2 separate regions of the Homo sapiens genome follow, and region 1 is linked to region 2. A link is a loop called in an ENCODE intact Hi-C map of the cell type or tissue named here. Cell type or tissue: sigmoid colon. All regions are shown on one strand. Region 1 overlaps PDE8B (phosphodiesterase 8B). Region 2 overlaps PDE8B (phosphodiesterase 8B).

What was found. Peaks named below come from ENCODE experiments on the same cell type or tissue, not always from the same donor. Only the 100,000 strongest peaks of a DNase experiment are listed, where the experiment ranks them.
Region 1: it touches region 2 in a loop (1.9-fold over the local background); 4 of 110 quality-filtered maps call a loop at or near these places.

The regions. Positions count from the first base shown.
Region 1 is chr5:77,304,942-77,307,441 of GRCh38, reverse strand. All of the region lies in intron 1 of PDE8B (phosphodiesterase 8B), which reads right to left. Among named protein-coding and RNA genes, the nearest start is that of PDE8B, 96 kb to the right of the region's middle. In sigmoid colon, no CTCF peak of the experiment used is centred here; DNase peaks (open chromatin) are centred at 1,341 and 1,831.
Region 2 is chr5:77,423,515-77,426,014 of GRCh38, reverse strand. It overlaps PDE8B (phosphodiesterase 8B), which reads right to left. Exons shown (of 22, transcript NM_003719.5): 21 at 119-248. Among named protein-coding and RNA genes, the nearest start is that of WDR41, 68 kb to the left of the region's middle. In sigmoid colon, no CTCF peak of the experiment used is centred here; no DNase peak of the experiment used is centred here.

The DNA.
Region 1 (2,500 bases), 120 kb after region 2:
GTCTATCACTCACTTTTGCTTGAAGTTTGGCTGAATATAGAATTCTGGTTGAGAGACATTTTCTCTCCCACTTTGAAGTTGAGAAAGAGGAGGTAATACTTCTGGTTTGGGAGGTGGGGAGATCAAGGAAGGCTTCATGAAGGCAGGCAGGTGGTGAAGAATAGGGGGACGAAGATACTGGGTTGGGGAAGGAGATTCTAGGCATAGGGAACAGCACAGGCACAGGCATGGAGGCAGGAAAGCGAAGGTGCTGGTGGGGAGAAAACAAGTGTCCAGAGAGCTGGATTGCAGTGTGAGAAAGGGTCGACTGGGAAGGCTGGGGTCAGATCCTCAGAGGACACAGGAAGGAGCTCTCTTTTTTAATCTCTAAGCACCAATCACATTGCAGGTGTTTGAGCAAAGGATTAACGTAATAAGATCTGTGACTTGGGAAAATCAAACATTGGCTTGCCCACTTTCTGAACAACCAAGAACAGAGATTTAGCAAAAACTAAACAAAAACACCACTATGAGTAGGAACTACAGCAATGAAAGCAAGTGGGAAAATACACTGCAATGATCAAGAAAAAAACTCAGCTTGGCTTCACTTCAATAGAAAGGGAACTCCACGATACAACCCAGCTGGTGCAGGGTAGGCAGATGGAAGAGGCAAACTCACGAGAGAAATCAAGGTAGTTCAGGTTGGTTAATTCACCTGTCACGCCACCACATTCTCTAGAGGTGATTGCTGCAGCTCTTAATAGTTTCAGCTTCAGGAATTTTGTTAAGTAACTTGGCATCGAGTTTTAGAGCCTTCCTCAGACAAGAGGGAAGCTAAGGATTCAGGAAGGAAAGCAGTTGACCTGGAAAGCCCTTTCCTGCCTCAGCAGCTAACGCATCCTTCAAGGGCCTGCTCCAACGCCCTTGCCCTCTGACAATGGTTCAAGTCCAACTTCACCCAAAGAAGAACCAGTGATTTCTCTCCTCAGTACTCCTGTATTCATAGCACTGATTTTGTTACTCATTTAAATATCTCACTCCTTGGCAAGACTGTGAGTTTCTTGAGGACATAGTCTCTGTCTTTTTCACAATTTTATCCCCAGCATCTACAAGATGCTCAGTAAATGCTTTGTGGAATTGAATTAAACTGAAAAGAACAGACAGCTTTTAAGTAACAGAGTGAAGATTGAGACTTCATTCTTCCTAACTCCCAGTGCACTGCTCTTCCATTATGCTCCAAAATTGGAAGCATTAATTCTGCAGCACTCATCTTTCTGGTATGGCTTCTGGACTCCATTCAGACTCTGCAAAACAGATGATGCAGTGCCTGGCGATCCCTGCTTGTGCCTGGTAGTCTGTTAACAGGGCTGGCCCAGCACCAAGAAGAAAAAGGGTATGCATGCGTGTGCATGTGCGTGTGTGTCCAGGTGGGGGTGGAATGTCTGAGTTCCAAAACTCAGAGTCTGAATCTTCCCCACTTCAATGACTTCTCCTTTAGAATCCCTTCCTTCCCACCATCTACAGTACTGAGTGTTCGCACACACACAGCTTAAGGCAAGCTTGACTTGCACTTTGTGACGGGTCCACGGTGAAGATCATTTCACACTGAAAAGACACCAGCTGTGGGCACAGAAATAGGCACTTTTAAATGCTCTTCATCAACTCTGTCTGCTGCCCTGTTGGCTCTGATTTAAAAATAGCATTTAATGATCTCAATATGTGCCCTGTCCACCCTCCATTCTCAGGCCAAACTTAGTTCTTTATTCGTCTGAGCTCTGGGTAAACAAAGGTTGTGTCTGCCTTTTGCCTTTTTAATGGGCCCCTGTCTGTCCTCTGGCTTCCAGTCAGAAAGGGACTGGCCCTGCAGCCTCTAGGTGATCCCACTGTGAGGCTGGGCCTCCCTGCTCTATGCTGGGAAACTCTGTCCCATCCCACCCTCTCTCCCCTGCCAACTGTGCTTAGCACACCCAGAACACTCTCTTCCTTCTGTCCCCTCTCAGTTGTGGGCCCTGCTGGCTGGCGCTGCCCTCACTCCAGCCTCCAGCCTTACCTGGCTGTGGTCTGGCTGCCCTCCAGCACCTCCTGGCAACTCTGATACCCTGGACCTTTCAGGGCCCAAGAGCTCACTGGGCAGCCCATGAGCTTCCCTTCTCCTTCCTGCTTCCAATCCTCTGGTCTAGAAGTTCTCAACCTGGGCTTCATATTAGAAGTACCTGGGGAACTTTAAAAATATATCAATGCCTGGGTCCTATTTGACACCAAGATAACTGGAATCTCTAAAATCTCTAAGAATGGGGCCCAAGTGTCTTCAACTTTTTATCTCCTTGGGTTTAGCCAGGGTTGAGAACCACTAGTCTATTCTTTTGAGCAGACTTGTCTGTTGCTAACTTCAATTCCTGCTTCTTTAATGGCCCCTCCTGCAGACTCTATTACATATCCATTTACTCAACAAACACCGGTGGAACACTTACCTCGTGGAAGGTAACAACACCCACCCAAGACTCAGCTATCATGCCTGGAC
Region 2 (2,500 bases):
GACAGCCACATTTTTAAAAATATATTTTGTTTACCTTTAGGCTCACCCTGTGTCACTAAAGATAATATTCGTAAAGTATAACAATTTTCTTTGGGTGACAAAACAGTAACTGTCTTACCATCCCAAGCATCAAACATGTCTGTTATGAAGTAGTCAATGAAAGAGATCTGAGACTTGGGGATGCTACAGGTATTCCGGTCAAACACTGGCATCACCACAGGTAGTCCCTGTCTCTTCTCTTCATCAGTCTGTAAGAAAAAACCACCACATAGGGCTGGAGGACATGCGAGACACTTTCACAGTAATATCCTGTTTCTCAGAACAACCCTGTGAAAATGGGTCATTATCCAGTTTTCTCAATGAAGAAATAGGCTCAGCAAGGTCCTCAGACTTACGTAAGTCAGCTGAGCTACACTGACTACACTCAGACCTTCCCACTCTCAAGCCTCTTTTTTTGTTTTTGAGACAGTGTCTCACTCTGTTGCCCAAGCTGTAGTACAGTGGTGCAGTCTCGGTTCACTGCAACCTCCGCCTCCCAGGTTCAAGCAATTCTTCTGCCTCAGCCTCCTGAGTAGCTGGGAATACAGGCACCTGTCACCACGTCCAGCTAATTTTTAGTAGAGAAGGGGTTTCACCATATTGGCCAAGCCAGTCTTGAACTCCTGACCTCAGATGATCTGCCTCCCTTGGCCTCCCAAAGTGCTGGGATTATAGGCACGAGCCACTGTGCCTGGCCCCAAGCCTCTTTCTATGTGATACCATAGCATCTCCTGACACATTGATCTCAGGGTACTTAGCCCCTTTTCTGGGATCTGCTTTTATCATTGCAAAGTCAAAGCTCTGTTCAATGTCATACAAACACAAATTCTCATACCAAAACTACTGACATTTACACTGAGAAGAAGCAATAGTGGGTAAAACTGCTAACACCTTAGCATGACTCAATGAACTAGCACCAAACTGTATTAATAGCCATAGTCATTATATTATTTGCTGCCACATGTTTGCACTTAAAAAAAGTTTCAGGCCAAGCCCAATGGCTCATGCCTGTAATCCCAGTGATATGGGAGGTCAAGGCAGGAGGTTCGCTTGGGGCCTGGAGTTTTGAGTCTGCATTGAGCCAGGACTGCCACTGCACTCCAGTTTGGGTTACAGAGTGAGATCTTGTCTCACATTAAAAACAAAAAACAAAAAACAAAAAAACAGAACCAGTTTCACTTGAGAATTACCTCTTTGAAGCAGTAAGAGTTATTAATTGTATTAAATCTTGACCTTCGAAGTACATGTCTCTGTAATATTCTGGATGATGAATGTGATGAAATGGGAGTACACGTACACTTGAACTGCATACCAAAATCTGCTGGTTGTCTTGTGGAAAGCACTTATGCACTTGAATTGAGCTGAACCAGCTGTTTTTATCCATGGACCATTATTTTCACTGGAAAGAATGACTGTCAAACTATGATTGTTCAAACTTGGGTATTAGCCTTGCAGCTTTTGAGGTGTGTGGAAATCTGAGTATTCTGCACATTAAACTAAGGCCATCATCATTCATTGAGCTGAGTATTAGGATCCGCATTTCCTGGTGGTGTATTAAGCCAGAAGGCCAGCTCAAAGGCTTCATTTGTAACTTTCATTTTTAGGTCACCCTGGCTTATGAACATTAGTACATTGCTTTTTGGGAAAAGGACACCTAAATAGGAAGCTTTTATCAAAAAACTTAAAAGCACATTTTTCTCATCCTCCATTCACACTGAGAACAACTAGGAGTAGTACGTCAGGTCCTCTCTCTGTGGGTCCGGGGAAGCCCATTGATGAGCAGCTTTTGGCTTGGCTTGCTCATTTCAGGTCAGTCGATCAAGCAGCCTTAAAATATCCACTGGTGTTCAAGGAGTCATTTGATCCTCACTCCCTTCCTGTTCTTCTCTCTGGAAAGCTCAGAACTACCTGTCCTACTTTTCTTCAATTCAGAGGCTCTCTTCCCAGAAAGCTGCAGTCTACTTACTGGATTTCATGAACAGACACTTCTCAAAAGACGACACACAAGCAGCCAATAAACATAAAAAAAAAAATGTCCAGGCTGGGTGCGGTGGCTCACGCCTGTAATCCTAGCACTTTGGGAGGCCAAGGCAGGCGGATTGCCTGAGCTCAGGAATTCGAGACCAGCCTGGGCAACACAGGGAAACCCCATCTCTACTAAAATACAAAAAATTAGCCGGGCATGGCAGTGTGCACCTGTAGTCCCAGCTACTTGGGAGGCTGAGGCAGAATTGCTCAAGCCTGGGAGGTGAGGGTTGCAGTGAGCTGAGGTCATGCCACTGCACTCCAGCCTGGGCAACAGAGCAAGACTGTCTCAAAAAAAAAAAAAAAAAAAAAAAAAAACTAAACAAAACAAAAGTCCAGCATCACTAATCAGACATGCAAATCAAAACCACAATGAGATACCATCTCAAACTAGTCAGAATGGCTATTAAAAAGTCAGAAAATAACAGATGTTGGC